Linked DNA regions of Homo sapiens: region 1 is linked to region 2. The links are chromatin loops, found by intact Hi-C in ENCODE. Cell type or tissue: PC-3. All regions are shown on one strand. Each heading gives the region's core, and the rest is flanking DNA. Links, peaks and the distances in the headings are about the cores only.

Evidence for each region. A loop is a pair of places that touch in the nucleus more often than their neighbours do. Peaks named below come from ENCODE experiments on the same cell type or tissue, not always from the same donor. Only the 100,000 strongest peaks of a DNase experiment are listed, where the experiment ranks them.
Region 1: a loop joins it to region 2, with 7 times the contacts of the local background. A loop is called at or near these places in 4 of 110 quality-filtered maps.

The regions. Positions count from the first base shown.
Region 1 is chr12:38,051,896-38,056,401 of GRCh38, forward strand. No RefSeq gene overlaps it. Among named protein-coding and RNA genes, the nearest start is that of ALG10B, 260 kb to the right of the region's middle. In PC-3, for the core only: CTCF peaks have their summits at 1,936 (motif pointing right) and 2,146; a DNase peak (open chromatin) is centred at 1,926; H3K4me3 peaks cover 919 bases.
Region 2 is chr12:39,101,026-39,105,531 of GRCh38, forward strand. All of the region lies in intron 1 of LINC02406 (long intergenic non-protein coding RNA 2406), which reads right to left. Among named protein-coding and RNA genes, the nearest start is that of LINC02406, 42 kb to the right of the region's middle. In PC-3, for the core only: CTCF peaks have their summits at 2,720 (motif pointing left) and 2,919; DNase peaks (open chromatin) are centred at 1,736 and 2,736; H3K27ac peaks cover 1,217 bases.

The DNA.
Region 1 (4,506 bases), core at 792-3,291, 1.0 Mb before region 2:
GTTTGGTGATACATATTTAAGACAGAACAGACAGGGCTCAGTCATGGGTTGTTTAGGACACGGGGTGATTCAGATTGAGAAAACCCTCCTAGCATCCTAGGTGAACAGAGGTACGATTTATCAAGACAGTAATTCTGGGTCACAGCTGAAGCGAGGGAGAATCAAACTCAGATTTTAGGGTTGGATCTTTATTAATATGTAATATCTATGAGGTATCCAAGCCCAGAAATCAACTCACCAGTTCTGTACAGGATTCTGTATGGAGATCAAATCTGGGATTTCTAAAGTTAAGAATTCACCCTTGGTAATAGATTAGATTAGATCTACCTGAGCCTATTTTAGAAAAAAAGACAGGGAGGGACAGAATAAGACAGAGAGAGAAAGATACAGAGAGAGAGACAGAGAGAGAGAGAGAGAGAATAAGAGGGAGACAAAGGCAGAGAGAGATGACATAAAAAAAGAAAGAGAAAAAGAGAGAGACACAGAGAAAGAGAGAGGCAGATGGACAGAGAAAGAGACTGACAGAGAGAGACAGAGACAAAGAGAGACAGAGAGACACACAGAGATAAAGAAAGAGAGAGAGAATGACAGAAGACAGAGAGAGACACAGACTAAGAAACAGAGACAGGAAGAGAGAGAAACAGGCAGACAGACATAGACAAAGAGAGAGAGAGAAGGACAGAGAGAGAGGGACAAGGAAAGGGACAGAGTGAGACAGAGACAGAGAGAGAGAGACAGAGAGATGGAGAGAGGAAGAGGAAGAGGAAGGGGGTACTCAAGAAATAATTACACATATTTTATAAAGCTTTGATGCCATAAATGGTGGCCGGAGTATGCTTCGAAAACAACAACATCAAAAACAATAGCGGCAGCAGCAGCACTCACTTACGAATTTCTAGAAAATAAGATGTTATGAACTACAGTTTACATTAACTGGCTCTCACTACACATTCAGAGATTCGCAAAAGCGCTAGTTAACAACAGAAGAAAACAGCAGCTAACATGTCCTGGGGAAAATATACGGTCTTCCTAAAAATTGGTGAATTCTACTTCACCTGAAAAGAAATAAATAAGAAAAAGGAAAGACACAAACAAAACAAAATAAACAAGCAAACAAACATGGGCCAATGCATCGTCTCTGGAAATCTTAAATGAGCAAAACGCGTTTTAGAAAGTGTTTCTATTTTGGGCAAATACTAATAAGGCCCAGGGTAGAGCTGTGACACCCTTTCCATTTTGAAAATATGCTAGCCTGAGGGAGGAGAAAATAAAACATCTCGACAAGTTGTTTGAGACCCAGCCAGGATGAAGCTTTCCTAGGTAGGGAGGCCTGAGGAGGGAAGGGGGAAAAACCCACAACTGCAGTCCGGCCCGCCGGCCGGCTTGCCCACGCGGGTCAAGGGCTATGCCATCTGCCCAAGCTGCCTCTGGGGAAGTGGAACCGTGCCGCCCCCATCTTCAAAAACGGTGGCCAATGAGTGATGCCTGGCGACCACCAATGCAAATGTCAGCCTGGCCAGAATGTGATCGCCGGTGAGGGGTAGGGGAAGGGGAGAGAAGACGGAGACATGCAAGAGTGGTTCTGGAACGTTTCCAAGCAGGATGCTGGGAGGCGGGGGGGTTGGGGGAAACCCACCTAACTAACACTAAATTAAGGTAAAGGGGCATGGGGGGCCGGGGGGAGACTTAAAGTGACTCCACATAAAGCCAAAGTGGAAGAGCCTATGCGCATTAAAGAAACCAACACACGAAGAAAAATAAAGTGCTGGTAAAAGAACAATAGGGGCCCCGCCAAGGCTGAGGTTCCCTAAGCAACGAGGGAGAGAGGGAGGGGCCTCCAGGAGGGAGGGAGAGAAACCAGTTGCCCCAGGCTTTGTAAAGTCGGCCAGACCTCCCTTCGTGCCACTTCGACTTTCAATAACAGTGGCCGCTAGGTGACGCCCGAAGACAACCGATGCTTGCAAGTGTGTGCACGGAAAAGAAGCGAACAAAGGATCTCTCTGAGTCCCGGTGGAGGTTGGGGAGGGGGGCGGCAGAGGCACACCCACTCCCTGACCTCTTGCCCATCCCTCTCAGTCCAGGTCGTTTCTGGGCCCAGGGAGTCCTCCCAGCCGATGCCCACGACTAGTCGACCAGAGCCTTCAGGGTACACAGCCTACCTTTCTGCTCATGGGATCGTCTGGAACTTCCTTCCCCCCAGAGAGAAAAGAGGACCACCAGAGCATGGGAGTGCGGACAGAGACTAGGTCCCGAGGTGGGACCTATCTAAGGCAGAAGACCAGTCCATAGCGTTTCAGAGTATACTCCAGACCCACGACCTCAGAGTGGCAATACCTGTCACAAAGGGAGGAATTCCATGAAATCCACGCTCCCGGACACAGCGTGGATTTCACAGAGAGGACAGCTGGCACCACACTCCCTCCTGTTCTGGGGCCAGTTTTCGCTGACGTAGTACCCGTTTCTCAGTCGTGTTCCCCAAAGTCCACCCTGTGGTGAATCAGTCAGGAATCTAGTTCGGTGAATCCCGAAACATCCACATCCGACCTCTAAGATCGGAGTCCGCACACTACACATCGCTCCACGCAGTGTCTCGCCACAATAACATCACTGCCGTCCTAGCCTGGTAGCGACACAGTGGCATTTATTAGAAATCACTCTACGGAGTTTCGCTCTTGTTGCCCAGGCTGGAGTGTAGTGGCACTATCTCGGCTCACTGAAACCTCTGTCCCTCAGGTTCAAGCGAATTTTCTGCCTCAGTCTCCCAAGTACCTGCAATTACAAGCATGTGCCACCACGAACGGTTAATTTTGTATTTTTAGTAGAGACAGGGTTACTCCATGTGAGTCTGACTGGTCTTAAACTCCTGATCTCAGGTGATCCACCCACCTCGGCCTCCCAAAGTACTGGGATTACAGGCATCAGCCACTGCACCCCACCATGTGTATAGAATTTTATGCCACAATAATGAGCTTTCTTCCTTGGCACCTTCACAATTGGTTTCACTAGGTAAAATTTTCTTTAACGGTTTATTTTTAAGTGGAGGAGTTTGTCAGGGAAATACGAGAAGTATAGACGCCACAAGTGACGGGGGAAAAGTCTGAAAATGCCCCTTTCATCCAAATTGAGACCTGGCCTCGACCTCCCCAAATCATACACCGAGTGGGGAAGCCCAGCAAGGCCCGTCTGTCTAGATTCCTCTCGTCCTCTTTAAGTACGGTGCTCCTTCCTTTCATGGAAGGGGCAGGGCCCTCCCCGGAACGGGGGTCTCAGGACCTACGGTCAAACCAGACACACCCTATGGAACCCAAGCATATACACAGACAATTTCCCTGTCATCTCAGGGCCTTCGTTCTGCAGACTCCCGTGAAGACAGGTCCCAGAAACATGTCTGCCTATTCTTTTATTCATCTGCCTCTGACGAGTTGAGGTTTCAGGTGAAACTTCAGAGGGCCAAAGGCAAAGTGCTCCCTCTGCCCCCACGTGACCTTTTTGTGAGCAGGGAAAATGACGGTCTCCCCAGGCCAAGGTCACCAGATACCCCGATCCGTTTTTCCCCTCCCAGTGGGATTCTGTACATCCGTCTTGGGGCGACACACAGTCTGCTAGCCACCGACAACAGGCGTGGCGATCACACTGTCTAAAAGCGAAGAAGATAGAAAACAAAACTAACTTACTTAACTGAGTAACTAACGGGGAGAGGGGACTCAGGAAGTCGACCTATAGCAAAAATTACACATCATTCAGAGCATAAGGGCCGCAGTGAAAGGCGGCAGAACACGCGCTTTTAAAGGCTAAAATCTGGGCGGCTCACGCCTGTCATGCCAGCAATTTGGGAGGCCCAGGAGAGTGGATCACTTCAAGTCAGGAGTTCGAGACCACCCTGGCCAACATGGCAAAACCCCGTCTCTACGAAAAATACAACAATTAGCCGGGAGTGGCTGTGTGCGTCTGTAATCCCAGCTACTGAAGGCTGAAGCAGGAGAATCGCTGGAATCCGGAAGGCAGAGGTTGCAGTGAGCCGAGACAGCGCCACTGCACCCCAGCCTGGGCAGCAGAGCAAGACACTCAGTCTCCCAAAAAAAAAAAAAAAAAAAGACTGAAATACTCCCCCGCCTTCCTTCCCTTTTCCCCTTCAGAAACTACAGTGGTTTGCAGTTTCTGATCCCTTAAGAGGCAGAAAATATTCCATGGGGCTAACTGTGGCTTTCTTCCATTGCCGCTGAAAGTCCCCCACAAGGCCGGATAAACCCTGACTCAGGTCGAGGAGGTGGTGTTTGGTTTTATTTCTCTCTCTCTCTCTCTCAACTTTTATTTCTTGTTCAAGCATACATGTGCAAGATTGTTATATAGGTAACTTCTGACTGGGGGTTCAGTGTGCGGATTATTTCATCAACCGGGTACTCAGCGCAATACCTGACAGTTTTTATCTGAAACTGTCTCTCCTCCCACTCCTCCTCCCTCAAGTAGAGCCCCGTGTCTGTCGTCCCCCTTTCTCCCCAAGTGTTC
Region 2 (4,506 bases), core at 1,331-3,830:
ACGTGGTGAAATCCGTCCCTATTAAAAATACAAAAATTAACTGGGCGTGGTGGTGCGCACCTGTAGTCCCAGTTACTCAGGAGGCTGAGGCAAGAGAATCGCTTGAACCCAGGAGGTGGAGGTTGCAGTGAGTCAAGATCACATCACTGCATTCCAGCCTAGGAGGCAGAGCAAGACTCTGTCTCCAAAAAAAAAAAAAAAAAAAAAAAAACTTTTGCACAGCAAAAGAAACAATCAGCAGAGTAAGCAGAGAACCCACAGAGTAGGACAAAAATCTTTGCAATCTATAACACCCAAAAAAGGACTAATATGCAGAATCTACCAGGAAGTCAAACAAATCAGCAAGAACAAAACAAACAATCCCATCAAAAAAACTGGGCAAAGGACATGAATAGACAATTCTCAAAAGAAGATATACAAATGGCCAACAAACATATTAAAAAATGCTTAATATCACTAATTATCAGGGAAATGCATATCAAAACTGTAATGTGATACCACTTTACTCCCGCAAGAATGGCCATAATCAAAAAATAAAAAATAATAGATGTTGGTGTGGATGTGGTGAAAAGGGACCACTTTTACACATTTGTGGGAAGGTAAACCAGTACAATCACTATGGAAAACAGTGTGGAGATTCCTTAAAGAACTAAAAGTAGAGCTACCATTTGATCCAGCAATCCCACTACAGGGTACCTACGCAGAGGAAATGAAGTCATTATACAAAAAAGATACTTGCACATGCATGTTTATAGCAGCACAATTCACAGCTGCAAAAATATGGAACCAGTCCAAATGCTCATCAATCAACAAGTGGGTAAAGAAAATGTGGTATATGCATACCATGGAATACTACTTAACCATAAAAAGGAATAAAATGATGGCATCTGCAGCAACTCGTAAGTGGGAGCTAAACTATGCGGACACAAAGGCATAGGAATGATACAACGGACATCGGAGACTTGAGGGAATGGGAGGGAAAGGGGTGAGGGATAAAAGACGACACATTGGGTACAATATACACTGCTCAGGTAATGGGTGCATCAGAATCTCAGAAATCACTACTAAAGAACTTATTTATGTGACCAAATACCACCTGTTCACCAAAAACTATTGAAATTTAAAAAATAATGATAAAATAAAAAAGAATCTGTGCTCTCTTCATAGTATTACTGAAATAATAATTTTTAAAAATGGGCTTGAGTCATAACTCGAATTCTCTTTAGCTAAATACTTTATTTTCCTCCCCTCTTGCTCCTAGTTTTCTAATTTTTTCCCCCACCACTAATGGTATGCATGAAGAGTTTCATTAAATCTGCTCTCCATTGGCTTCCAACCAGGAAAAAACTTGAATCAACCGATACCTCCTTCCTTACCAAGTAAAGGAAAATTCAACCAAACAGAATGGAGATAGCATTTGAACTTGGCCTTGAAATAAAGATGTCAACAGCTAAAAATGGGGGCAGAATAGATTTCCAGATTGAGTCATCCACTGCTGAGAGAAGCTAGTATATTATTGATGTCGCTGATTACAAAAAAAAAAAAAAATCTTGGCAGTAGTGTGTGGCTAGATTGGTACATGTTGGCAAATTAGAATGAGTACTGGATTGAGTAATCTAATGAGATCTGAATTCTGACTCTGCTACTAACTTACTTGTGTAATTGCCAATAAGTTACTTAACTCTTATAGACTTCACATTCCACATTTGTAAACTGAGTAGGTTGAGCTGAGTAAGCCTTTGTCATTCTTTCAGCTACGTAATTTTATGGAAAAGGAAATCCATCACAATCACAGGACAAAACTATTTCTTAGAAAAATTGCAGTATGACTGCATTGAAGAAGGACTCTTTTGGAATGACAAAGCAGGAGCCCTTTGGCCCACTTTATCTTACATCCAAAGACTAAATTCATCTGTCACAAATAAGAAAAGTTCCATTTCAGGTATTCACATAGCCTTCATCTCACAGCTCCTACAGAGACTTCCTTAGCCCTTCTTGGGGCAGCTCACATCCAGGAGAGACTGAAGCAGGGTTATAAAGACCTAGTCAGGTTCATGTAATACAGAACACTGGTGGGCAATCCTTGCACCAGGACTCTTAGGCATATTGGTCAAGGCTTTGCCAGGCCTGGATCACATTTCAATTTCATACACTCGACAGTTTTGCTTTCTCCCACCTCCTTTCCCAGGTGTTGGACCATTGTGAGCATTTTGCACCTCAGATTCCATCTTAGTGTCTAATTCCAGTTAAACCAATCTGCAATAGTGGAATGAGAGACAGGTGTAATTAGACACAAGAGACCTACCCCACGGCACAAGGCAAGGTGATTTGGATATTTGAGCGTCTTAGAAGAAATGCCCTATCTTTATTTCTTGTTTGTTCTGAAAGATGATCTTCCTGTGGTTTCATGAGATACCAGGATTTTGCCATCATGCTCACTGAACACTGCTGATGGCATCTTCCAGGATTAACCATACTCCGAATTTTGAATACCATCCCGATTCAATCAACTTTGACGAATGTATTATTGTTCGTAGTTTTGATTTAAAAGCCTTTACAGCTCATGTTTATTGCTGTAATATCACTGCTTTGTCTTCTGTTTGGGTTTTGGTACCAAATTCACCCTGCAGTCTAAATGTAGACTGGGTAGATCACTCTCCCACTGTTCCATCCGACTGATGAATAGTCACCGCCACTCAAGATATAGCAGAGGACATTACTGCCCTCTGGTGGAAACATTGAAGACTACTCTAAGAGTGTCTCCCAAGGAATGGAATTTTCACAGATGGGTTCATGTTGCAGCTTGAGTTGTAAATAAATACAGCCAGAAAAATTATCCTCATTTCCGGTTCTTGACATTTGATTGGCTCTGTATTTGCCTAATTTCCATCTTCTTCCCTGCTCTGTTATCCCTATCCCAAACAGGTTTAGCCACCTACAAATCTTTAAAACACTGATCCACTAAGACATGGATCTCATCACCCAATGTATTTACAATAAAGCTTCCAACCTCCTTTTCAGACGGAGGAAAAAAGAAAACAAACAAACAAAAAAAAAACACTTGAAACAGTAGAGCATTAAAAATGTGTTGTAAATAGACAACTATTTCCACTTTAGCCGTCCAAACGGATTCGGTTTTCTGGGGCTATGCCAATAGGCAAATAATTGACTTACTGTTGCTTTTTTTAATTCCATTAATATAAGAAACAAATCATTTATTAGCCTTCTTTGTCTGAGTAAGTGGCTGAGTGCATATATTTTCTTCATGTGTGGGTGAAAGAGCATAGAAGATAATGCTAATAATTCAATTTTAAGAACTTCTGTTGATTTCTTCAGTCTATTCTGCCTTCTTCGTGTGACGAGAAGAAGAATACCAAGCAAGCTGTCCCTTGAATTAAAGAGGAGCAGTTTATAAAAATGATACTACAGGCTAAGGAGCGAAACTTAGGTTTTAGCCTGAGCTCTAGTCCTTAACTTCCCTTAGCCTCAACTTCTTCATCTGCCAAATGGGGACAATGATCCTTTAAGGAGCTGTAGTGAGTATGAAATCAGATAACGTACACAGAGCTTAGGCACAGTACCTGGTACATATTAAATGCAGATAAATTACGGTTGACCTCAGTTTCCATGGAGAATTTGTTCCAGGACTTCCTGTGGGTACCAAAATCTCGAGTCCCTGATATAAAATGGCAATAGTATTTTATACTATAGCATATTCATATTAAATACATAGCATTTAAAATATAGTATATTTTAAATCATTTCTAGATTACTTATAATACCTAGTACAATGTAAATGCTATGTAAATAGTCATTATACTGTATTGTTAAGGGAATAATGGCAAGGAAAAAGTACATGTACATGTTCAGTACAGATAGGTTTTTTTCCCCAATAGTTTTGATCTGTGCTTGGTTGAATCCACAGATGTGGAACCCATGGATATGGACAGCTGACTGTACCCAATATTATTTCTATTGTTATTTTTAGTCAAGTGTTAATGAGGAAGAATTTGCTTTAAATGTCTAAAAATTCTAACGCTGTTAGTCTAAGCAATATTTGCCTATTTATTTTCCTCTTACGATCTTCTAGATGAATCATTTTCTATGGAGATCTTTAACTTAATCTGCTCCAATTCTTTTACCTTCAGGAAGTGGCTGGTGTTGCCAAGTCATTGGGGCTCATGTCTATTCTCACTTACAAGCCTCAGCTCAGAAGACTTCCCTTGCCTCCTTTATCTCCTTGCCTTTCTACACCACACTTGCTTCCACCCACACCATACATACCAGTGGTCCATCTTCCTGTAACTGAAAATTGTTTAAGTGTGAGTATTTTGTCCATCTACTCTCAGCACCTAGGACATGACTGATAAATGTAGTTTCCTATTAAGTGAAAATACTTCCCTAAACCTTGTCAGTTAGATGGCAAAAATCCCAGAAAGATTCAGATATGGAGTTGAAGAGAATTGGGTTTCTTCTAAGTCACTGAGCCTCCTCAGTTCACAAAAG